6 separate regions of the Homo sapiens genome follow, and regions 2, 3, 4, 5 and 6 are each linked to region 1. The links are chromatin loops, found by intact Hi-C in ENCODE. Cell type or tissue: IMR-90. All regions are shown on one strand. Region 1 overlaps HS3ST3A1 (heparan sulfate-glucosamine 3-sulfotransferase 3A1). Region 2 has its middle 96 kb from the start of ELAC2. Region 3 has its middle 65 kb from the start of CDRT8. Region 4 has its middle 51 kb from the start of CDRT8. Region 5 has its middle 31 kb from the start of LINC02093. Region 6 has its middle 12 kb from the start of ELAC2.

Region 1 (4,000 bases):
GTAAGCAGATAAAATTACTAAGCTGGCCTGGAAAATTGGGACCGTGTTGTCATCTTTGCCATAAGGTGCATCCACAGCTCTGGCCCTATCTATTTTCCCTATAACCAGCTTTCAACCACTGACACCTGTTCCTTCTATGTTTGTAGCCAAAAAAAAAAAAAAAAAAAAGTCATACGCCCAAGTCTGATTTTCCTCTGACCCTTATTTTAGTTTTTAGCTCTTTGTGTCCTCAGAGACCTGTCATTTACATCAACGTTTTTGTTCTCTATGACAGGAAGCTTTGGGGAACCTTTCACACCTTCTTCACTTTACATTTGCCTGCCATAGAAGACAGAAAGAAAGGAATACAAAACTGTCTCTGTGCTTGGTTCGGAAACAAGAGAGTAGGAGGGAGCCGTGAGCCAATATGATTATGAAATCAGCTGAGGGAAAGATCAGCATGTCTGGAAGCAACAGGTGCGGGGCAGGGGAGGGGAAGCTGGTGGGCCCATCCTGGGGGCCCTTCTGAAGGAAAGGAAAGAAGAAACACGGAATAAAAGAGAATCGGCACAGACAGGATTTCAGTATGAGCCCTCATCCTTCAACGCCTGTTAGGCTTCTCCTGCCTTCTTTGCTGTTTTCACCTTTGATTTTAGAATCATTTTAGATATTACAATTGTGAAAAATAGCACAGAGAATTCGCATACTCCTTTCACCCAAATGATCATCTTAGGGGATATCATAACCCTAGAACAGTACAACGATCAAAACCAAGAAACTGACGTTGGTATAATGTTATTAACTAAACTGCATACACTATCCACATTTCCCCAGTTTTCCCATAAATGCCTTAGTTCAGACCCAGGATCCGACCAAGGGCACCCTCGTGTTTACTTGTTAGTAATGACTCACTTTTGTCTCCCCACATCTGGGATAGCTTAGCGGTCTTGGCGTTGTTTTGTATGATCCTGACACTTTTGAAGGGTACTGGTCAAGTATTTTGTAAAATGCCCCTCAATCAGTGTTCGTCTAATGTTTTCTCAGGGCTATACTGGGGTTACGGATTTGGGGGAAGATTACCGCACAGGTGAAGTGCCATCCTATTGTATTATATCGGGGATCATGATCTCAACACAACAGGGAATGCTAACCTTGGTCACTTGGTTAAGGTGGTGTCTGTCAGTTTCTCCACTCAATCTGTCCTATTTGTCCCTTTCATCCTGCCTTCCTTTAACCTGACCACCACCCTGCATCCCAGCCTGCTCTCCCAGGCCCTGGACTGCAGGCGCAGAAACGCCTGTCCTGTCGGAACTCTCAAAGCGCTTTCCTGTGAAGCTGTCCCGTGTGTGGTGGACAGGATTCTCAACAGGGCATCTCAGGCACCTTAAGGGTTAAACAGGCTTCTGTTTAGAATGACAGGATCCTCCTCCAGAGCCACACAGGGGAAGGAACAGGCCTGCATTACTGATGTTGAAATAAAATCATCTGGAAGTATTTTCATTTGAAGCTGGCTTTCAGACACAGAGGCAAAACACACTAACAAAAGTAATCTGGGGCATATGGTATTCCTTTCAGTCATAGGCATTTTTAATATAAATCCCCTAATCATTTATATCTTGGTTTTCAGTTTATTGTGAAGCCAAATCTCTTATTTCTCTCCAAAGAATAAATTCCCTGCCTAAAAGAAGTGAATTATCCTTGCTTGAAAAAAAGGCAAAGTGCAGCTCATCCTTACTAGACAGATCATCTTGCTATAAGTGCTACCTAAACACAAGCTTTTGTTGCTGCTGTAGTTTCTTTTTTAAATTGAGACTGCAAATATGCTCTATCATGATGAGGTTTTTCAAAGTTCTCCCTTTAGGGGTTCCTTCCTGACTCCTCCTCCCACTAGGTGGCGCTACATATCACATTCAAAGCGGGCTGTTCGAGTCGGTGAATAGTTTGTGTTGAAACCTTTGCAAGAATGTCTCTCGAACTCCCGACGGCAAGTACTAAACTTCATTGTTAATTAAACACTTCCCCGTCTCTTTTCACATTTATTGTCATCAGACAACTGAAACAGGCCAGTTCTGAATTTCTGTAATACAGTCGGGCAATCTTAGGATAAATGTAAGTTTTTAGGGGCCTGAAGAATCATGACCACATAGTAAGGCAAAAATTCAAGAGTTACATCACGAAGGCAAGAAACTGGGGAAAGGCTTCCATTCACTAACTCAGCATTGCCTGGAATATGATCTCAACAGTGCCCCCCAAATTCTTCCCTACTCAGGATGTCCAATACTGCTCAGAAGTTCCCCAATTACTTAATAACATTCCTCTCATAAATTCAATTTCTAAATTTTGGCTTCACAACAGTTTATTTATTCACTATATAAATATCCCCCAGAGAGATTTTTAAACTGTATCAAATTAGCAAAGGTTTTAAAGTGCTGACAAGCATTTTTAAGACATCCTTATAAAATGCAAAGATGAGGGAGTACAATTTCCTCTGATTACATATTAGAGGCACATATTTAATAAGAAACCTTATGTTCACAATTGCAACTCATCGCTTAAGCAGAACAAATTTTCTAAAAGCTTGGAGTTTACTATCATTAGGAAACCCATACCAAGAAACGATGCTCTTTTTCAGCCAAGTTACTATCACTTGGTGGAGGAAGATTTCCCCCTAAGGAAACGAGCTAAGAATATCAAGTTCCCGACTGGGCCCAGCAATTTGACTGATGGTGATTGCAATTTGCAATTGTTCAACTGTGTCCCGGAGAGATACGAGGCCTTTTTGGTTGTTGTTGTTGTTGTTGTTGTTGTTGTTGATATCAGAGAGTTTTGTTTGCTCTGCAACACTCTTCTCATGAAGTAAGCATCTGGTCTATGTGAGGTTAGCCCCTATTGTCATTAATTACACAGGCTTATTTCATTCCCATGACCCTGCCAAAATACAGATTTGGCACTTATTCTTTCCTGGCCAATCAACAGACTTATTTAAAGGAGACAAATATTTTGGCCAGGGTATTTTCTTTTTAAAGAGCAGGCAGGAGATTATAACGTAGTGGTGGATTTTCATGGAAGTCTGTGAATTTCACATAAAGTATAAGAGCGTATTATAAATCTCATCCCTGTAAAGGAATATCCATTCACACAAGGCATTCCAGTCCAAGCTCTACCAAGTGTTTTTGGTGTTGTTTAATGCCCGGACTATGATCTCAATAGTGTCCCCAAACTGTTCCCTACTCAGGATGTCCAATATTGCTCAGAAATTCCCCAACTACTTGGTAACTTTCCTCTCATAAATTCCATCATTGTCCCTGCCTTCTCGGTGTCTGCTCCCGCATGTGTGAGGGTGTGCGCGTGCGTACACACACACACACACACACACACACACACAGAGGAACTAGGCTGATCAACTTGCACTTCTGGTTGTCTATTGGGGATGAGCCCAGAGTTCAGACATTTAGCAAACTAGATGACAGTATTTTGGGTCCCCAGCCTGTGACCAGGTGGGGAATGTCTAGGTACTGAGAACTTCTATAGACAAGTACGCTAGACTCAGAGTCCAAAGTAACATCTCACTCTCTTCCTAGCCCTCATCTATTCCCAATGTTCTTTCCTCTGCTCTAAGGACAGAGCGCCCTTGGCCATCAGTCCACATGACCTTGCATGGGCGGCCAGACTGCAGCTTCGTGGCTCGGATTTCATTTCAAACTCTTCACACAGAAGGGGCTTGCACAGTACAGGAGGGTGGGAAACTGCACATGGAGGGACTTTGCAGCTGCTCCCAGCTGCTACGAAATGCCAATTTCTCCTCCTAGGAATCGAAAGGGCCTCTGCTCAGTATGCCTCTCTAATGGACTTGAAAAACGGGGCCATGATCGTTCGAGGCCAGAAAATTTCAAATTTGGATGAAGTCAGGGGAGCACTAGCTCCTAAACTGTGAGCTGGACAATCTTTGATCTTCCTGTATGCTCTAGAATAAAATGATTCTAGTGATGTCCTTCTCTGCTGAAATTGTCCAGATTTGGCT
Region 2 (4,000 bases), 480 kb before region 1:
ATGGCTGAAGCCCCTGTGACAAAAACAATTAACAAAAGGAAAGCATAACAAATTTATGTAATAAGTTTATGTAATACGGGAAACTTCAGAAATGAAGTCACAAAGAAACAGGTAAACCTGTGTATTTTCAGTGCTTGGTTTGATGGAGAACTAAGTAGACCTGGAGAAGAGTGACTGTATTTTTTAAAAGTATGCAAGAAACTTGTGGGAACTTAGCAAAGCTGATTTGTTCAGATTCTTCTCTGTGACCCTGCGTCTTCAGAGAGAAGAAAGTTCCTTTCCTCTGGGCATAGAAAGAGCCCCCGTGGAACGAGAATCCTGGGACCTGATTCAGGGGAGAAGGGCAGAAGAAGGTGAGAGTCACTTTCCTGTTTCTGCTGTTTTCTCAAATGTGAATGTACCATGTTTTAGGGTATCCTGAACCCCATCTCCCATCCACCCTGCCTCGGCCCATAGTCTCTTGTACTGTTTAATGACAAGAGCAAATTCCTTATCCTCGCCAAGATTCGGTTTCCCCATCTGTAAACGGAGATAATGATGAGCTCACTTCATACTTTTACTTCATTGTTGCCAGGGCTAAGGGAGTGAAGCTGGCAATAGATAAATGGTGCCTGATACCATACACCTTGCGGGGCCATACAAAAGGACACAGCACTCTGTCCTCCTAGATTGTTAACTTTCAGTCTTAAATAAAAGAGCTAGGGAAGAAAAAGCTGTTAAGGGGCCAGTTTGAGAAAGAGACAGTAAGTAACAGTTTGTTTCTCAGGGGGCGCAGCCTCCCCTGGGTATGGGCAGGAATTTACCAGGCAGCACACACACAGGGCACTTTGAGCACAGCCCACTTACCTGCTAAGACTTAGGGGGTGTCTGAGGCACTCAGAGCACTGAGCGGGCTATTGTGGGCCCCGAACCAGGAAAAAGCGTCCCTGTAATTGAGCAAAATGCACCCTTTCTCTGGGTTAAAATTCCCAAACTCAAAAGGTTTCAAGTGATCTTATTTTATTGTTATTTTCTTTAACAGGAGACTTTGAGGTGTGAACTGAAAGTCGTTACTCCTCCCCTGAGCTTGACTGCTGGGTTACCCAGAGGAGCCCAGTGTCCTGCAATGAATGGGCATATTATGCCTTCCATTAAAAGTTGTGGCTCTTAATTAAAAACGTGATCGTGAGTCTTTATGGAGACATTGTTTAGGTTTTCTTTAGCTGTTAACACATAATAAATCATTTTAAAAGGACCTTTTCCCCTATCTTTTAATGGTTAGTGCATTTTAAAAAAGTGATTTGAAAATAAAACTGGGATTAAATTTAGTGTTTGACAAGGTGCTAAGGGGCTCACCACCTCTGCCAGGATAAGACAAGAGGGCTTTACTTCATTTGCTACTGACCTTCTTGTTTTCCTAGTTCTAGCCTGGCTTGATCGATTCAAATGGCAGGGTGACTTTGGTGTCAGAAGTTTAACTGGCAGGTATCAGGAAAAGCTGCAGGCAGCCTATGCCACCCCATCTTTCCTTTATTATCTTGCAATTACAAAGCATTCAACTCTGCTGAGAAGAAAAGCCTGCTTTTTTTTATGAACTCTCCAGTAATGCTATAAAGCAAGGAATGACGTGGGTCGCGTGTGGGCGCATGTGTATAATCCACGAATGCCGGAGACCTCGCCCTCATTCTGTCTTCCTAGCACAGGTTCCTTGAGAGTGCAGTGAATGGCTTGAGATCTTGGCTGCCAGTCATCTTGGGAGTTCTGAGCGAACAGAGGCAGGGACTGGCTTGTGTCTGAATGACGGTCACAAAGACTTCTGCATTTATTGTGCAAGTTCTTAGGGCCCTTGGGTTGGATGGAACAGAGGACTCAAGACGGAAGGACAAGCCGGGAGATGTGGCACCGTGGGTGTGCAATGTACCTATAGGAATGCCTGCAGACAGCATTCCTCTGCAAAGGAGGAAAACAATACTCCATGCGGGTATTATGAGAGGGCACGTGCGAAAGGGTTTTTGCAAACTGAGTGTCACCAGACAAATAGGAGAGATGATGATGATGCTTCTGCCAATTCTGCTTCACAATCATTTTCAAAAATCATTTCTTTGCAAAATTTCTAGTTGGCTGAGAAGATGGTTTCAGCTCTCTGCGTCCTGCATTCTAATGAGATTTCCAGATAGAGAAAGGCACTATGTTGTTTGCTGCTAGGCAAGATGCTTGCTGTCCATGACGTTTTCCTTGCTGCGAGGTGCCCATCTCTAAGCTAGGATTCGGCCTCAGAGCCTCGGTGTTGAGCAGTTTCGCCGTGAGGCCAGGAGAGGGCGGGCTGCCCCTCTGCTCTTCCGCTCCTGGGCTCCCGTCTCCCTGTCCTGGCTGTGACCCTCACTCTTGTGTGCCACGGAGACCACACACATGGCGGGCAGTGGTTTTTCATCATGTTTACTGAAGGGAAAGGGAATTTAAGAGGAATTCTCCAGAAATTACAAAATGCCAGACGTCTCATTCCTGGTTACAGCCCATTCCAGCGTTTATCCCTGATTCAACCTGGGGTCACTCTCGGCTCAGACTCTCACCTCCCGCAGCCTCTCTCCTCTGGCTTTGCCCAGCCTACTGTCTGCCTGCCTCCCTGGCTCTCGCTCTCAGTCCTCCCTCTGGGTCCCCCCGCCCAGTCCCTACCTCATAATTTTCTTTTTGTATCTCAGGCCGGTCTCCCCATCTCCCCCACCTCAGAGAAGAGGAATGATCTCATTGCTTTCACACGTTTCGAGGAAGACAGTAGCTTCCATCCAGCCTAAGCAGAAAACCCGCAAAACTCATGACTTCCGCGTTGACCTGGGAGTGCACCTGCCAGTACGTGGCTTTCCACTTTGAGAATGAATGACAGTCATTCCCTTTCACCTGAAGGAAAAGCTCTGTCCTCTCCTAGTCAACTCTGCAGCCTTCGACTTTAGAAAAAAGAATCTTCTAGCAGGAAGGCTTAAAGGGGGTCCCCGATGACCGGTCCAGTGGGCCGGGCTTGGAATACAGTGGGTGGCAGTGAGCTGCCCGCCGCTGGGGGCAGCTGGTTTCATCTGGAGAACCATGTTGTCTCTCCTATAGCTGCAGTCCGGTGGCCTAGTCCTTCTCTCTGGAAACATACGAAGTGAACCTCATCATTTTCCTGACAGTCCTGAAGTTATTCAGAGACAGCAATCACATCTGGGGTGTTTTCTTTTCCCGGTTAAAAAAATCCCCGTTTCTGGGCCGGGCGCGGTGGCTCACTCCTGTAATCCCAGCACTTTGGGAGGCCGAGGCGGGCGGATCACGAGGTCAGGAAATCGAGACCATCCTGGCTAACATGGTGAAACTCCGTCTCTACTAGAAATACAAAAAATTAGCCAGGCGTGGTGGCAGGTGCCTGTAGTCCCAGCTACTCGGGAGGCTGAGGCAGGAGAATCGCTTGAACCCGGGAGGCGAAGGTTGCAGTGAGCCGAGATCCTGCCTACTGCATTCCAGCCTGGTTGACAGAGCAAGACTCCGTCTCAAAAAAAAAAAAAAAAAAAAAAAAAAATACTATGTGCCAACAGTAAGCACTCAGTAAGTAAAAATTCTAACACTGTTATATTTCTAGTATTATACTCTTAAATACTATCATTTGATCAATCCTATCTACACAGAAGTATAAAACAGATGCAATGCATGAAATAGAATGAAAACAAAATCTCGTTCCTTTCCCGGTCCGCTAATTCCATTCCTACAAGAGCACCTGTGCAGATTTTGTGTGTATACTTCCAGGTATTTTCTATGCATGGACAAGTATACATTTGTATATAATCTCTCTCCCATGAACGGCTTTATACTAATAGGTACAGCTATGTCTTAATTTTTTTCCACATAATAATAAAATTGGGACATCATTCTAGCCTTTCCATCTCAAAAAGTAGAAACCTGCCTCATTTAAAAACTATTTTTATGGCCCGGCGTGGTGGCTCACTCCTGTAATCCGAGCACTTTGGGAAGCCGAGGCGGGTGGATCACGAGGTCA
Region 3 (4,000 bases), 1.6 Mb after region 1:
TCGCTGGTATTCCCATAGCACCCCTGGCCTTGCCCTGGCTGTTTTCTCCGTGAAGAATGAATGTTCCTGCCCCCTGACTCGTTACTTCCTTTTTTTCTTTCTCTCTCTCTCTCTGCTTTTCCATTGGGGAGTCTGGTAAATTCCTAAACTCAATTCAAGAGTCATTTCCTTTCCAAGGCTGTCCCGAATCTATCCCTAGGTGTTCTATCCTTTTGTTACTATTTATCTATTTGTACAAGCACATTTGTCCCCCACAATAGACCATGAGTTCTTGAAAGACTAACAGTGGCAACCAGGGGCCACATTCAGTGCTTTCTATTGCACTAACCACTGTGCTAAGCCCTTGATGTTTCTTACACTTATTATACAATATTGATGATTGCTAATATTTTCATTCTTTATGTAACTCTGCATGCATTAAACTTAAAATATTTATATAAATTCTTACAGTAGTCTATAGCTAGATTCTATCATTATTCCCATTATATAGATGCATACACTGAGCTTTAAAGAAATTCATTCATTTGCCCAAAGTCACTGGCTAGTTGGTGGTAAGCAGTAGCATAAGCACTGACTACGACTCAATGCTGGCAGTCAACTTCACAGTCTTAATCATCTTTATAGCCCCAGGACCTAGCAGTCTGCCTAAAACATAGAAGCTGTCTAAGATATATTTATGGAACCCATATATGACTCACTTAACAAAACAAGACAAAGACCACCTGGATAAGGAAGCAGAAAAGCTTCAGGAAACTTCAGTTTCAATGATACATTCTGGTGACTTCCCTGACCACCCTCTTATTGGCTTCTGTAACAGCCTGGAGATCACTCACCACATCCTGTACAATCCCGTATTTATTTATCTGCCTGCTCATTAGTTCAACTGTCTGCCTCCACTAGTTGATCATAAAGTCCATAAGGAGCTTTGTAACCACAGCATCCCTGGTGCCTGGGATGCTTTCTCTCACTCAATAAAAACTAAGTGAGGCTGGCCCTGGTGGCACACGACTGTAATCCCAGCACTCTGGGAGGCCGAGATGGGCGGATCACCTGAGGTCAGGAGTTTGAGACCAGCCTGGCCAACATGGGGAAACCCCTGTCTCTACTAAAAATACCAAAAATTAGCCAGGCGTAGTGATGGGTGCCTGTAATCCCAGCTACTCAGGAGGCTGAGACAGGAGAATTGTTTGAACACGGGAGGTGGAGGTTGCAGTGAGCCGAGATCGCGCCACTGCACTCCAGCCCGGACAACAAGAACGAAACTACATCTCAAAAACTAAGTGAATGAATGAAGGCATGAATGAAATGCAGCTCCTGCTCACCTCTCTATACAGTGTTTTTGAAATGAATAATGCCAAAAGCTCTCCCTAGTGTTCTGTGACTCAACAACATTCACTCAGGCCGGGTGCAGTGGCTCACGCCTGTAATCCCAGCACTTTGGGAGGCCGAGGCGGGCAGATCACAAGGTCAGGAGTTCGAGACCAGCCTGGCCAACACATAGTGAAACCCCATCTCTACTAAAAATACAAAAAATTAGCCGGGTATGGTGGCAACGCCTGTAATCCCAGCTACTCCAGAGGCTGAGGCAGGAGAATGGCTTGAACCCAGGAGGCGGAGGTTGCAATGAGCCGAGATCGCGCCATTGCACACCAGCCTGGGCGACACAGCGAGACTCCGTCTCAAAAAAAAGAAAAAACAACATTCACTCACTAAACATGATCTGTGTTTTTGGTTTTTTTTTTCCTTGCTTCTCCCTACTACAGGACAATTAAATGAGCATGCGCTGTGGTTAGATGCCACAATTGAGAAATTAACTCTGACTGGTTTTCTCAGGAGTAAACCAGTAAATTCCACAAAAGAGTAAGCCTCCTGCAAGCTTTGTCCTCCCCAAGGGCCTTGAGTCCTGGAGGTCTGGTTTGATTTGACTTTTTGACTTTTGACACTTATTTATCCTCAAGTATCCTGAAGCAATAACCTTTTACAATTTTCTTTTCCTTTCCTACCACCACAATATTGGTTCAGATCCTTGCCTTACATTAAGGCTGTGTAAATAACCTTGCCATAAATCAGAGGACTTCAGATAGGAGGGGAATTTGATAGTCGATCAATATCACACCCCTTCTCCTCACCTCTTCTGAGAAAACCACGAAGCCCAGAGCTATAAAGTGACTTAGATGATGACACCAGAGGGACAAGTAGAACCCAGGCTCCTGGCCTTCTGGCCTGTGTCCTGTTTCCACACCCTGCCTTTCATTTTGAGGCTTAATCTCTCATCTCTTAAGGCCACTTCATAGTCTGTCTCTTTTCTATGTTAATAAGCAGAACTAGGCTTGCTCAAGAATATAGGAAATTGCACATTTATAAGACATCAGATTGATTGTGAGCTGTGCAAAGCAAAAAGATTACATTTCCTATAAATCTGTTTCCACTCAGTCCCGGCCAGGCCAAGCCAGCAGCTCACATTTTGTGGCCATTCCCACCGCCCTGTGGCGGAGGCCTGGTACTGCACACATGGCATGAAACAACCCCCAACAAGCAGCAGGCTGCAACTGGCTTGAAGGTATTTATGCAAGTCGATCTTGACCCACGTTTTTTTCTATGTCCATGAATGGAGCCATATCGGCCTGACTTGAGCATTATTGTTGCTGAGATACAAGAAGGTCACAGAGGAAGTAGAAGAGGTAAATCCCTCTAAAATTCATGACTTTTATTTCATGAGGATCATAAAAGGCCATTGAGAACCATCCTAAGAACCTGCTCATTATAAATCACGCTCTTTAGAAACTACTTTGGAATCTCTGCATCCCTACACCTGTCTCTGAGCTCCACATGTGGAATCTCCCCAGACCCCATGACCTTCATACACATTTCACCATTTCCCAGAGCCAGATTTTTATCACACAACCAGAATCCCGATTGTCAGTTGCATTAACAACAGATCAAAAAGATGTTTTTTAAAAAAAAACCCATATTGGTTCATAGTCTCAGAGGTAACACTGATATACACAGGCCTATGTGATTGTTTATAGTGGCTCTGGTACCATCTAGAATTTCAGGAAATTTAATTTATAGATATTGTAGAAATATAGAAGATGAAAACATACCTTTCATGAATGTCACCCCCTTTCAAGTTGTGAACTAATTATTACAATATATGAGTATATGTCATAGGCAGAGCATCTATGAATAGATTTAAAAGTCACCCCCAAATCATACCAGTTCATCTGCATTTACTGATATATACAGTGCTCATTAGGAATGGCCTGTGGTTCATGTGAATGGATACAAGAACTCATAACTGAGGACGGCTTCTTCCAGAAGAATCAAGAGTGGCTGAAAAAGTAAGACCATTTGTTATTTCAAACAACAAGAGGTCCAGAAGCAGTATGTTTTCAAAATTAGCTCAACACTGTCATTAAGGACCCAAGTTCTTTTTCTTTTTCTACCCCAGCCCCCATACTCAAGGTATTAGCTTGACCCTCATGATCATGTAGACACAGCAAGGCCCTGTTGAAAAGAGGGACATTTGCACCTCTGTGTCTCTTTTATTAGAAGAGAATACCTTTCCCAAAAGTCTCCAGCAGACTCATCCTGGGTTCCCATTGGCCAGGATTGGTCACATGCTGTGTCTTAGCTGCAAGAGAAGTTGGAAAAGTACTCCACAGGTATCCCTATTGTAGGAGGTGGGTCCTGCCAATGAATAGGGGGATGAGTTGTTAAATGACTGTAGAGTAGACCACTAATTACACTACCAATAAGTGTTACCTTTTCATAGCCCAACCAAGTAGTTACAGATTGTCTCTTTTCTTTTTATTCTCAAGTGATCAGTATTGCAATTTGAACTCTTTCCCTGTAAGCATCATCTTTCTATTGCATGGAATACTTTTCTCTCTGTACATACACATACATATACACACATACACATACACAGTGCATATATGCACATATATACACATACATATACACATACACATATACACATGTGTACACACATATACTC
Region 4 (4,000 bases), 1.6 Mb after region 1:
CTTTGAACCTGCTAAGTAGGCTGCAAGAAAATTCAGTTATTTCAGGTTCCTTCCCTGGTCTAAGAATTGCAACAGAATCAAGAAGGTTTGTGCAATATCTAGCAATGATAGGAAGGGCTTCTAGTCTCCAGTTAGTTGTAACCCTGCTGAAATCATAATGAGTCTATAGTGATGTGTTGAGATTAGAGGCTCACTGCTGCAATACTATCTGTAGGTTTAGTGCAGGAATCTGCATCTCGGCTGAAAGCCTCAGAACCCAGAGTCCAGCTTACCTGAGCATCCTGAAAAGAACTCCCATTACTTCCCACTGTCGAGACTTTAGAAGAAACTCTGTGGGTATGTGCTCTTACCCCACTCTGGCTTCGGTCCTCTCTTTTTATTGTAAAAACAAACTGATAATCTCTCCCTCCCTCCCACTTTCCCTCTCTCCTGGTATCCCTCAAAAAGGATTCCTTAATGGACTTTCATCAATAAGCTCAGGATTTAGTAAAGCAGAAGCTGGGAAGGGAAGTGGTTTACAGGCAACTCCTGCTATAATTGAAATTCTTTTTCAAAGCAAAGAAACATAGAAGACCTGTTTACTTTGGTAGAATGGATGTGGGGGAGGAGAAAACCAACAGAAAACAAAACATAACTGTATTTCTCAAAAAGTTTATTACCACACTAATATCATTTCATTAAACTTCACAGCAAGCTTGTGAGCAGTTAATTAATACAGCCTCCAACTTTTAGATGAAAAAAAAAACTGAAACAAAGAAGCTTTGAATAACTTTCCCAAGGTAACTCAACCAGTAGGTGACCAAGAAAGATTTAAGTTCAAACTCTGACTTCCCTGGAGCTTCTGTTCTGGCTCTGGGGAAATGAAGAGGAAGACAATAACTGGATAAGGCTCGACATCTATCATGACTTGACGGCATGAGCCAGGAAGCCTGTTATTAGATGGAAAAAAAAAAACAGGCTTAATCGCTTGGAATACAGAATGTAAAATGGGATTTCCCTGGTGTAGAGAAAAGGACAATAGGAAGAAGTTGGTTTGAGAAGTAGAAAGTAAAAATCTGAATTATCAAAAGAAGAAATTTAGAAAGGAAGATGTCCTTGGACTCGAGGCTCTGACTTGGATTTTCCACCTGTGAGTCATTCAACTTGTTCCAAAGGCAAGACGTGTTTTTTTTTTTAGCAATAGTTTTGAGTTGAGATTTTTTGTAATGAATTCCAAATGAAAACCCTTGTCCTCTTCGTGGGACAATCTCTTGGTTTAATGCCAAAGATTTACTGTTTGATGGAGAAAATGTTGTCAAAATACGGTTCCCATTCCATAGTCATCAGAAAACACATGGGAGGGATATATACACTTCCTGGACACACACACACACACACACACACACACACACACACACACAACACAGACACATGAATAACTTTCCTAAATAATTTGATGATACATTTGGAATTGATCTCATGCATATTAAACCCTCTGAAAAGTCCATGTCTATGAAGTGAAGCTTTAAATAGTAAGCTTTGTTGCCTACAAAGGTCAAATACACCCTCTTGTGGTAAAATGGCATATTTTATTTCCAGATGATTTCTATCATAGAGCTCACAACATGGTAGTTTGAAGAATAATGAGTACTTGAGAGGAAACAATGAAACTTATAATGCTTTTATGCTGTAATGTCAATGCCATTTTTAAAAAAATATTAATTCTATCTGTCTTATGGACTCCCATAAGCTCTAATTTTCAGATGAAAAAACTGAGGTTCCAAAAGCTTGTATAACTTGTCCAAGGCAAGCCAGCTAAGGAGTAGAACAGTGAAGTAAAACAAAGACATTGAATGTCCTCTCTATTACAACAAACATACCATAATAAAATGGATCCAACTGATTCCCAAAAGTTATGAGAGTTAATTATGAGAGTTAAGGCTGAAAAACTAAGACTGCCTGAAGGTGAATGTAATCTTGTAACAGATGCATGCGTAACAGATTGTATCAATGGTCTAACAGTTAACTGCCATAAGCAGGGGAAGGGGTCAGCTACCCAGGCGCGGGAGGACCTTCATTTTATTATTTGGCTTTCCACCCAATACTTGCTGTCCATCAGCCAATCACTTGTGAGTCCAATTCATCAATATGTTTTCAGTGTCTGATGTCTGCTAGGCTGTCCTAGGAACTAATGATATAGTAATCACCAAGACAGATAAGATCCCTGGCCTCACAGAGTTTATATTCAACCTGGGTATATTGGTTTTCTGTCATTGTACAACAAATTATTCGAGTGTTAAAACAACACTCATTTATAGCATGCAGTCCCCAAGGTCAAAAGATGAGCTGGAGTCCCTGCTTAAGACCAAAATTAAGGTGTTTGCCAAGCACTGCTCCTACCAGGAGGCTCTTGGGGGAAGAATCTGCTTCCAAGTTCATTCAGGTGGTTGGCAGAATTTAGCTCCTGGTAGTTGTAGGACTCAGTTCCCCAGTCGCATGTTGTCTGTCTGTCGGGGCCTCTCTCAGCTCCTTCAGGCTACTCGCATTCCTCATCCCATAGTTCCTCCCTCTTCAAACCAGCAATGACACATCCGTTCCTCTCATGCTTTGACTTCCTCTAACTTCCTCTTCTCGACCAGCTGGAGAAAATCCTCTGCTTTTAAAGGGCTCCTGTGATTCTGTAAGACCCACCTGGATCATCTCTTTTTTTGCCCTATAATATAATCATGGGAATGATATCTAAGCATATTCCCAGCTTTCACCCACACTCAAAGGGAAGGGGAGCATACACTGGTGAAGGTCCACTGACAGTCATTCTTAGAAATCTGCCTCTCACAATGGGCAAGACAGTCATGAAAACAAAAGCATAATTTTTGGTTCTGAAGCCTAAGAAAGGAAATAGGCTGCTATAATAGAGAGAGCTGAATAGTGAGAATGAGCTAGCTGCACAGAAGGAAGAGTGTTCCAGACCAAGAGAAGATCCTGAGATGAAATAAAATTTGGGATGTTCTGGGAATGGAGAGAGTTCAGCAAGGGAGAGAGTGGTGCAAGATAAGGTTGGAGAGTTGTGTCCAAACAAGCTAGTGTGGAGATTTGCAGACCTTGGTAAGGAGCTGGGATTTTATTTTTAACACACTTAAAAGTCAATGAAGCATTTAAAACTCAGGAAGAGTATGAACTGATTTGTATTTTTAAAAGATATTTTTTTTTTGAGACAGAGTCTCGCTCTGTTGCCCAGGCTGGAGTGCAGTGGCGTGATCTTGACTCACTGCAACCCCCGCCTCCCAGATTCAAGCAATTCTCTGCCTCAGCCTCCCAAGTAGCTGGGATTACAGGCATCCACCAGCATGTCTGACTAATTTTTGTATTTTTAGCAGAGACGAGGTTTCACCATCTCGTCCAGGCTGATCTTGAACTCCTGACCTCGTGATCCACCCACCTCAGCCTCCCGAAGTCCTGGGATTACAGGTGTGAGGCAGTGCACCCAGCCAAGACAATTTTAGATGCTGGGTAGGAAGGGGATTATAAGGGAAGAGAAGTAGAATCATGGTAAGAAGTTGGGGTACTTGGTGGATCCAGGACAGAGATGATGGGGCTGGGGCTATTGTGGAGGCAACAGAGGGGGTGTAAGGAGGGCTCTTCCAAAGATACATTTGAGAGCTTTGACTGACAGGACTTCCTGGTAGACTGTTCATTTCTTTGTTATATATCATCACCTAGAATTGAGATTTTACACATTTTAATAAAAACAAATGTAATGTCATTTGCAGCAAATATGTTTATGCACCTGGGAAGAGCAAGAGACTTGACTGCAACCCCAGGAGGAGTGAACAGAGGTGTCAGGGGTTGGGGAGCAGCACTCAGTGCAGAGGAGACCCCATCAGGATGTGTTGGAGAAAGAACGCAGCCCGCCAGCCTCAGGCTTCCAAAGCAGGTATTCTGGAAGGCCAGTCAGCAGGAAGGTGAAACTCCCCACCCCGGGCAGACTCCTTCAAACAGAAGGTCTCTCTTAGCCCACAGG
Region 5 (4,000 bases), 260 kb before region 1:
CCAAGCCTCTTAGAAAAGTTGCTGGTTCACTCAGATCATTTTCCCTAAGTGCAGAGATGTTACTCCTTCTGCCTGAGGTATAAGATGGCAACTCCCGCCTGCCTCGCTAGACCCTTCCCAATCAGGGAAAACTTAGTGAATCAGTTGACCCTATTTTGTTGTCATGTCAGCCTCCATTCTGCTGTTTTGCTGCTGCTGCTTGGTGCTTGGGCTGGAAAGTGGTGGTTTAAATGTCCAGCATCTCACCCGGACGTGATATCTCATGCCTGTAATCCCAGCACTTTGGGAGGCTGAGGTATGTGGATCATTTGAGGTCAGGAGTTCAAGACCAGCCTGGCCAATATGGTGAAACCCCGTTTCTACTAAAAATACAAAAAATAGCCAAGCACTGGTGATGCGCGCCTGTAGTCCCAGTTACTTGGGAGGCTGAGGCAGGAGAATCGCTTGAGCCTGGGAGGCGGAGGTTGCAGTGAGCCTAGATCGCGCCACTGCACTCCAGCCTGGGTGACAGAGTGAGACTCCATCTCAAAAAAAAAAAAAAAAAAAAAGTCCAACATCTCTTCCTTCTGCTGGGAGTAGCCACCTCTTTACCTGCTTCTTTTGCAGCGTTGACACCTTATCCCCACCACCTGCACCCACCCCTACCCCTGCACCTTGCTCTAACATGTGGTCAGAATGGGGTGACTGCCAGCTTCTGCATGAACTTTCCCTCTACAGCCACGGTGATTGTCTAGGGGAAAAGGCAGAAAACTCAGCTAAACCAATGAGTCTTTTATGGAGATTTATTTAACTACATTGAGTGGCATCTTTTCCTTCTCTGATGGTAAAGCTAGGAATATGTAAGAGCAAAAATGGCTGAAAACTTTGCTCTAGTGTTGAAGGGAAAGCCATGTGACAGGAAAGAAGAAAGCCACTGTTCAGCCTGAAGCAGAGTCCACTGATGCTCAGAGAGAGTCCTAGTATCATTGCAACCCGCCATTCAGCCATCTCGAAGATACCAGGATCCCACTCTTCCTGCAACTTAGCTATACACATCAATTCAGTTTCCATTTTGCCTAAGCTCGTGCAACTTTAATCTCTTTCGCTTGCAGCTAAGAGTTCTGCCTGTGTAGCGGTCTTATAATTATCTGAATTAGAGCAACACTGAATGAGCCTACTCGCCCTTTCTCAGGTCTAAAAATACCATATAAAATATTCGTGAGAAATTAATATAGTTCCTAGAAAAGACTTTGCCAACGCTTGTCCATTTGTAGGATATTTTAAGTAGCCTTTAAACAACAATAACTCCCTTTTGGAATGAACAGACAAAAGGAAGAACTGTTCTTCTGAGATGTGAGATCCTGGGATATGATTCAACAGGACTTTTTGTGGGAATGGTTTTGCTGCATTTTTCTTTTCCAGAGGGCAGAAAAGAAAAACCATGTTATTTTCTTTTATTGTATGTTATAAATGCATATAATTTCCAAAAAATCAACAAAGACTTCTGATGTAAATGTGTATTAGTTTCATCTAACTTCTTTAAACGCCATCACATACCTAAGGACTTGGGGAGACATATCTATTTTCACAGTTCTTTCCGATTCTAATGAGCTCTGAAAAGTTTATTTCAAAATAATCCTTCTGTATTAAGCGCTGGCTCATTGACAGGTCCCCTTTTATCGTAATTTCATGAAGTTTATTTTCCAAATGAAGGTTTATTTTTGCATGGAATTCTGAGGTTCTGCATTGTGTATATGAAGCAATTAGTTTGGGATTTCTGGAATTTATTTTAGACCAGACAGATGTCTTCAATTTACACACTCTGGGAGGTGACAAACCCTATTAACATTCGAAAGCTATCAATTTGCTTTATCTTTGTTCTTAAGCACACCCAGCTACGATCCAGGGTAATTCTTTTTGTTTGATTGTTTATTGGTCTTGTGTTTTTATGTAGACAGAAGTAGGAATTTAAGGAAAACACGGAAGATAGCTTCAGTAATTTTATCACTGTCAAAATCTAGTGGGTTACTTTAAGAGCCACGAATCACACCTGTATTAGAAATGCATTTTTTCCTGACTAAAATTCTTTCCTTTTAGTAACCACCATTGAAGTCTAAAACACATACACAGTAGCTACTCATCTTTTAAAGTTTTTCTTTATCACGTTGGTGACTTATGCCTGCTATTCCCTTGCTTACATTGTCTTTTTTTAATCAATGGTTGTTTTTACCAGGTAATAGAAACATATCTCTAAGCTGCGTAGACCTCAGCATGAATCTGAGTATTTTTCTATTCATTAGTCAAATCCTTCGTAGTCAAAAGTAAGTGCACTCCCATTGTGTACAAAGTCCTAGACTGTGTTGATTTGGGAAGGAGGGTTCAAATGATGTCCCCGTTCATTTTTATTCTGAACTTGAAGACCAAACCAGGGTTATTATTTTTTTTTCCGATGCATTCTGCAGCCACTAGATGGCTCCGGAGATATGCTCGGGTCTTCTCCAGAGTCAATTACTTCGAAACCTAACAACCTAAATTGCTATTTACTTCTCACATCGAAGTCCAAAACTGCACGCGCATTTTGCTGATTATAGGATTTAAAAACTGAGAGTAGGACCCAGAACTTGATCTGAATAAACTCAGCCCACTATTGGGAAATTTTGTTTACAAAATTTGCTTTTTATTATGACTGCCGTATTTTATTTTCAGTGAATGTGGGGCGTATTGTTACTGGCCAGGAGAAAGTTAGAGACTAACAGATGTCATCGGTAGTGTCAGATCTAGATCAAATGCAGAATGATTATACATCCTGACACAATTGTTTTTGAAATATAGGATAATCCATTACGGACAGGATGTCTGACAACTCTAGTTTTAGTGACATTGTACTTGACTTTGAGCTCATGCTGTTTCCTTTATCTTGGATTAAGTTATTTATGTATGAGTCCAATAGAACTGAAAACACTTAGAACTAAGATTAGAAGGATACTTTCTTAACATGACTACTTCAGACTACCTCAAAAATATATATCAAAATATATTTAATGGTGAAATATCATAAATATTTCTGTTAAAATGAGGAGGAAGAAAAATATGCTTACTGTCATAATTTAAAATTTTCCTCTGGATATTTTAGATAATGCAGCAAAATTTTCCTCTGGCTGTTTTCGATAATGCAGCAAGTCAAGGGAAATAGAAAAGGTATTATAGAAAAGGAGAGACAAAATCATCATTGTGTGTAAATCATAATTTCTTTCTTCTAAAAAAACAGAAGGTTGGGATAAGAAAATAGTGTTAGTGGGTCAGTTATAAATAAATTGTACAAAATCATTAAAATTTTTAAAATAATTCTACAAAAATCAACTTCCTATATGCAGCAATTATCAATTAAATTATAACAAAAATATATTATATTACAATATTCAAGTATACTGAAAAGCAATGTATATTACCATACAGCAATTACTCTCCTGAGTGGCAAAAAGACACTTTAAAAAATGAAAGATTATCCTCTTTTGGATGGGAAGAATATTGTAGATATATCAATTCTACCTTTAGTTAGCTTATAGTTTTAATGATAATCCAACAAATATTGCTTCAGAATTTTTTTTCAAATTTCACAATTTTTTTTGGAAGTTCATGTGAAAAATCAATAGAAGAAAAGATCCAAGAAAATAAGGATGAGAGGCAATTCCATTGTTAAATACTTTGTTTATAATTTATCATCAACCTAAAGTAATCACAAAAGGCACTAACTACTCAAAGAGAAAAGTAAGTATTCTTAGATATACATGTGAATTAGTATTTAGTAGGGTAGCACTGCAAATTTTTCAATAAAAAAACAGATTAATTCAATAAATTGTTTACTATTTTAAAAATAACAAATTTAATTCCCTACCACATACAATATTGCAAAATAAAATCCAGGTGGATTACAGAGAGAAAATGATGAAACATAAATATATAAGAAAACTAAAAGTGCTGATTTGAACATTTGCACAATGATAGGGTAAGAAAAATTTTT
Region 6 (4,000 bases), 560 kb before region 1:
AGATACATAGATAAATAGATGATAGATAGATATAAATATACCTAGAAACATAGATGATAGATAGATAAATATAAATCTTTTATTATTTATTTATTTATTTGCTGCTTATTCAGTTTTTGAGATGGAGTCTTGCTGTGTTGCCCAGGCTGGAGTGCAAAGGCACGATCTCGGCTCACTGCAATGGCATGATCTCAGCTCACTGCAACCTCCGCCTCCTGGGTTCTGGCTATTCTCCTGCCTCAGCCTCCTGAGTAGCTAGGACTACAGACACATGCCACCACACCCGGCTAATTTTTGTATTTTTAGTAGAGATGCGGTTTCACCGTGTTGGCCAGGCTGGTCTTGAACTCCTGATCTCAGGTGATCCACCTGCTTCAGCCTCTCAAAGTGCTGGGATTACAGGCATGAGCCACTGTGCCCGGCCAGATAGATATAAATCTTTTAATAATTATTTTAAGGAATTGGCTACAGTGATTGTAGAGACAGACAAGTTCAAAATCTGCAGGGTAGGCTGGCAGGCTGGAGACTCGGTGAAGAGTTGCTATTCAAGGCTGAGGACAGCCTGCCGTCAGCATTCCTTTTTTCTTTGGGAAAGTCAGTCTTTTCTTGAAGGCCTTCAGCTGATTGGATGGGGCCCATCCACACTACAGTGAGTCCTCTGCTTTACCCAAAGTCCACTGATTTAAATGTTAATGTCACCTAACAGATCTCTCACAGAAACATCTAGAGTAATGTTTGACCAAATACCTGGCTACCATGAGCTAGCCAAGTTGACACACAAAATGAACCATAACACATTGGTTGACCTTAGTTACTTCTAAGAAACTGAGTTAAAAGTGGTCTCGTCTGATGTCGGAAGGAGGGGTAGGGGTGGAAAGAACAAGAGTGGTGGATGCTGGCTGTCCGTTGCTGAGGAAGCGTACCTCCGCCTGCCATGGTGAACTTGGCTTTGGTGATTTTTAAGGCACTGGAAAACTGAGTACCCTCATAAAAGCAGTAACAGCTGCAATTTACTGAGCACTTACTGTGTGCCAGGCATCCTGCTAGGTGCTTTTCATGGTTTATCTTGTTTGGAATTACTCTGGCTCCATCTGGCAGACACCATGCACAGCTTTCCCTGCCTGGGGTCAGCTACCTCCTCAGGCCTCTAACTCAGGAAGTTGGCTGGACACAAGGCCCATGTCTCTGGGACCCACCAATCTTTCCGATCCCTGCTCCACAGATTGGGAAATGTTTTTCAAGAGAGATAACGAGCAGGAGTTTCTCTTCTCCTTCCTTAGCTTGAAGCTTTTGTCCTCTCCATGTCCCCAGGGGCTTAGGCTTTTGAAACCAAATCCTGGAAGACTTCTTTGTTCTCAGCTCTCTCTTCTGCCTAATTCCTCCAGAGAGTGGGCCTAGCTCTTTGGTGAGGGAAGGGCACAGGGGGACTTTTCCTGGAAGAAAAAGTTGGTTAATATTTTTAAAGACATTACCCCACCTCATTGGTGACAATCGATCATGTCAGCGCATCTCCTTTTCCTGGCCATGTATTTTACTTTTCTTTTCCCTTCCGTCACTGCTTCCCTGCGCCTCTATAATGTCATAAAGGAAGGGAGACGAGCTCAAAGCTTTGAATATACCTGACCATTACTGACTCAAGACAATGCTACAGGCTCCTGTTTTATAAGAGAAAAAGAATTCATGGAAGCTTTTCTGGAATACGGCTTTATGTTCATATTCTACCCACTCCTCTCTCTCTCTCCTCATAACTAAAGGGAGCTGGTAGCAACCACCCTGCTTTGCAGCTCAGCTGGTAGAATGCCTGGAGAGCAGCCAGTGGCCTGGGTTCAATCTCCTGATAAGTCATCAATTTCTTTCTCACCCAAAACATCTGGTTTGGGATCCTGAGTTATGAGCTAATATTAAATATAAAAGTTTATAGCATCACATATATAATGCTGTTGATTAGAAACATCAAGAAAAGTAATTGACTGGAAGGGACTTGGTGTGACCAGCTGCTTGAACATCTGGATGGTATCCAAGGGGCCTGAATTGAATTCCCAATTCATCCATTCGTTCTTGGCCAGCAGTATCTGGTTTGGGATCTTTAAAGATTTGACTCTCCTCCTTGGCTATGGCTTTTTCTCAATGTTTTATACATAAGCGTGTGAGTGTGTGTTTCAGTTAACTGAAAAAAGCTAAAATAAAATCAATGTAGTTTTTATCTTCTCTTGCATCTGTTCATTAGACATTTATGGTTTTTATGATTTCCCGAGCCTCATCGTGTTACCAACAATGAACACTAGGGGGCAGTGTACACTCATGTTTTTCCTCCATGGGCTAAGATGTGTGAAGAGTGCCCCAATCCACCTCTCCATCTGGTTTGCAGTTGAGATGCCCAAGAGCGGGAAGGGTTCCTACCAGCATGGGGCTTTGTTCTCAGAAAGCTTCTCTAAGATACGTTACTTAGATACATCCGTAAAATCCCTCAGTCAACTGCACCCCTGTGGCCTATAGCCTGAAGTTAACCAAGTCTTTTCGTGACAGCCTATGTTCTGTTTGCTGAATAGCTGCCTCTCCTTCCTTTCTCTTTTCTGTTGGGTTTGGTTCCTGCCAGAACAACACGGATTTGCCCATCTCCCCTGACACACTCCGGTCCAAGGTTTAAGCAGGGCAGTCATTTCCTTACTGGAATCCCTTCCCAAACAGCTTCTTCCCAGGCTATCAGGCAGAAAGTATTTTGCATCTCCTGTGCCAACTCAGACTGAGGTAGCTGCTTGGAGTATTGTTTTGAGAAGGCCTCAGGGTCCAGGCTCAAGAGCAAGAATGCTATGCTCGATTGGCAATGTCTTCCTCCCTTCCCTTCCCTCCTTCCTTCCTTCTGTTCCTACCCCACTCCTTCCCTCCCTTCTCCCCTCCACTCCTTCCTCCTTCCTTTCTTTTTTCCTTTTTTCTTTTCTTTCTTATTGAATTCCGTTGAAGAGCCAGGTACTGGGCTAAACATTTCAATAGTGGACAAGATCATCTTGGTTTCTGCCCTCACAGAATTTACAAACCAATGGGAGAGACAGTAAAAAAACTGGGCACGTGGTAAGCCCTATGCTAGGGAAGCAATCGCGTGGTGTGGGGCACGCAGAAGAGGTACCTCACCCAGGCTTGGGGGTGAGTGATGAAACAAGGATGCATACCATAAAACCAAGGAGGGAAGGGGCAAAGAGTCAAGAGTCAAGGGGGAAATGTTAGAGCAGAAAAATACATGCAGGCAGCTCTTGCTTTTCACTTTGCTGCTCTGAGTCAATCTTTGTCTAGAAACCACCCATATCCCTCACCTGCAGATGTCTTAAGTGGCTCTGGGCTATTGGAGTGGCAAAGTCTACGGCCTGCAGTGGCCAGGAAGGTAAGATGGGTGATCCAGAGGATCAGAGCAAGCTAAGTCTCTGTGCTCCATCTGAGGGGGTGGTGCTCCGTCTTGAGCCAGGCAACAGTGGCTCTGTAAAACGCAGGCTCAGACAGTGTCAGATCTCGGGACTGTTTTGCAATGGAGGCTGAGAACTAGATTTTATGTGAAATTTCCTGAAAATATTTACTAACACTTTATGGGCCAAAAAGCTTAGGCATGAAGGCAAATTTAGGCCCTTGGGGATCTCTGGCCTAATGGCGCCTTTGCGTCCATGTCCGCCACCTAGTGGTGGATGTGGGTTCCTTCACTCTGTTTTTCTGTAACAGCAGCCGGAACCAACTTCCTTCCTTGCTCCCTTCTTAAATTTGGCTTTTGATTTCCAAAAAAAAAAAAAAAAAAAAAAAAAAAAAAAAATTGTTATGAAACGTTTAGGGTGCCACCCTGATGGCGGTTTTCGCCTTTCTTTTCCGGAAATCAGTGAAATCGAAGTTGGGGCGGATGGGGATGATGTTGAGAAGGCTGTTTGGGACGTGGGGGGTGATGACAGTGACGGGCTTGAGCACCTGCTTTGCTGGTGTGAACTTGCAGGCTGATTCCAACCGATTGAATGAAATATGATTA

Evidence for each region. A loop is a pair of places that touch in the nucleus more often than their neighbours do. Peaks named below come from ENCODE experiments on the same cell type or tissue, not always from the same donor. Only the 100,000 strongest peaks of a DNase experiment are listed, where the experiment ranks them.
Region 2: a loop joins it to region 1, with 21 times the contacts of the local background. A loop is called at or near these places in 3 of 110 quality-filtered maps.
Region 3: a loop joins it to region 1, with 6 times the contacts of the local background. A loop is called at or near these places in 13 of 110 quality-filtered maps.
Region 4: a loop joins it to region 1, with 6 times the contacts of the local background. A loop is called at or near these places in 7 of 110 quality-filtered maps.
Region 5: a loop joins it to region 1, with 5 times the contacts of the local background. A loop is called at or near these places in 48 of 110 quality-filtered maps.
Region 6: a loop joins it to region 1, with 26 times the contacts of the local background. A loop is called at or near these places in 9 of 110 quality-filtered maps.

The regions. Positions count from the first base shown.
Region 1 is chr17:13,593,086-13,597,085 of GRCh38, forward strand. All of the region lies in intron 1 of HS3ST3A1 (heparan sulfate-glucosamine 3-sulfotransferase 3A1), which reads right to left. Among named protein-coding and RNA genes, the nearest start is that of HS3ST3A1, 6.8 kb to the right of the region's middle. In IMR-90, a CTCF peak has its summit at 1,866 (motif pointing right); a DNase peak (open chromatin) is centred at 1,896; H3K4me3 peaks cover 789 bases; H3K27ac peaks cover 1,384 bases.
Region 2 is chr17:13,112,399-13,116,398 of GRCh38, forward strand. No RefSeq gene overlaps it. Among named protein-coding and RNA genes, the nearest start is that of ELAC2, 96 kb to the left of the region's middle. RefSeq lists an enhancer at 1-2,744. In IMR-90, a CTCF peak has its summit at 2,306 (motif pointing right); no DNase peak of the experiment used is centred here; H3K27me3 peaks cover 1,466 bases.
Region 3 is chr17:15,169,139-15,173,138 of GRCh38, forward strand. No RefSeq gene overlaps it. Among named protein-coding and RNA genes, the nearest start is that of CDRT8, 65 kb to the left of the region's middle. In IMR-90, a CTCF peak has its summit at 2,480; DNase peaks (open chromatin) are centred at 763 and 2,503.
Region 4 is chr17:15,154,706-15,158,705 of GRCh38, forward strand. No RefSeq gene overlaps it. Among named protein-coding and RNA genes, the nearest start is that of CDRT8, 51 kb to the left of the region's middle. In IMR-90, a CTCF peak has its summit at 1,546; no DNase peak of the experiment used is centred here.
Region 5 is chr17:13,335,535-13,339,534 of GRCh38, forward strand. No RefSeq gene overlaps it. Among named protein-coding and RNA genes, the nearest start is that of LINC02093, 31 kb to the left of the region's middle. In IMR-90, a CTCF peak has its summit at 2,453 (motif pointing right); a DNase peak (open chromatin) is centred at 2,457; H3K4me3 peaks cover 718 bases; H3K27ac peaks cover 167 bases.
Region 6 is chr17:13,028,328-13,032,327 of GRCh38, forward strand. No RefSeq gene overlaps it. Among named protein-coding and RNA genes, the nearest start is that of ELAC2, 12 kb to the left of the region's middle. In IMR-90, CTCF peaks have their summits at 2,273 (motif pointing right) and 3,676 (motif pointing left); no DNase peak of the experiment used is centred here.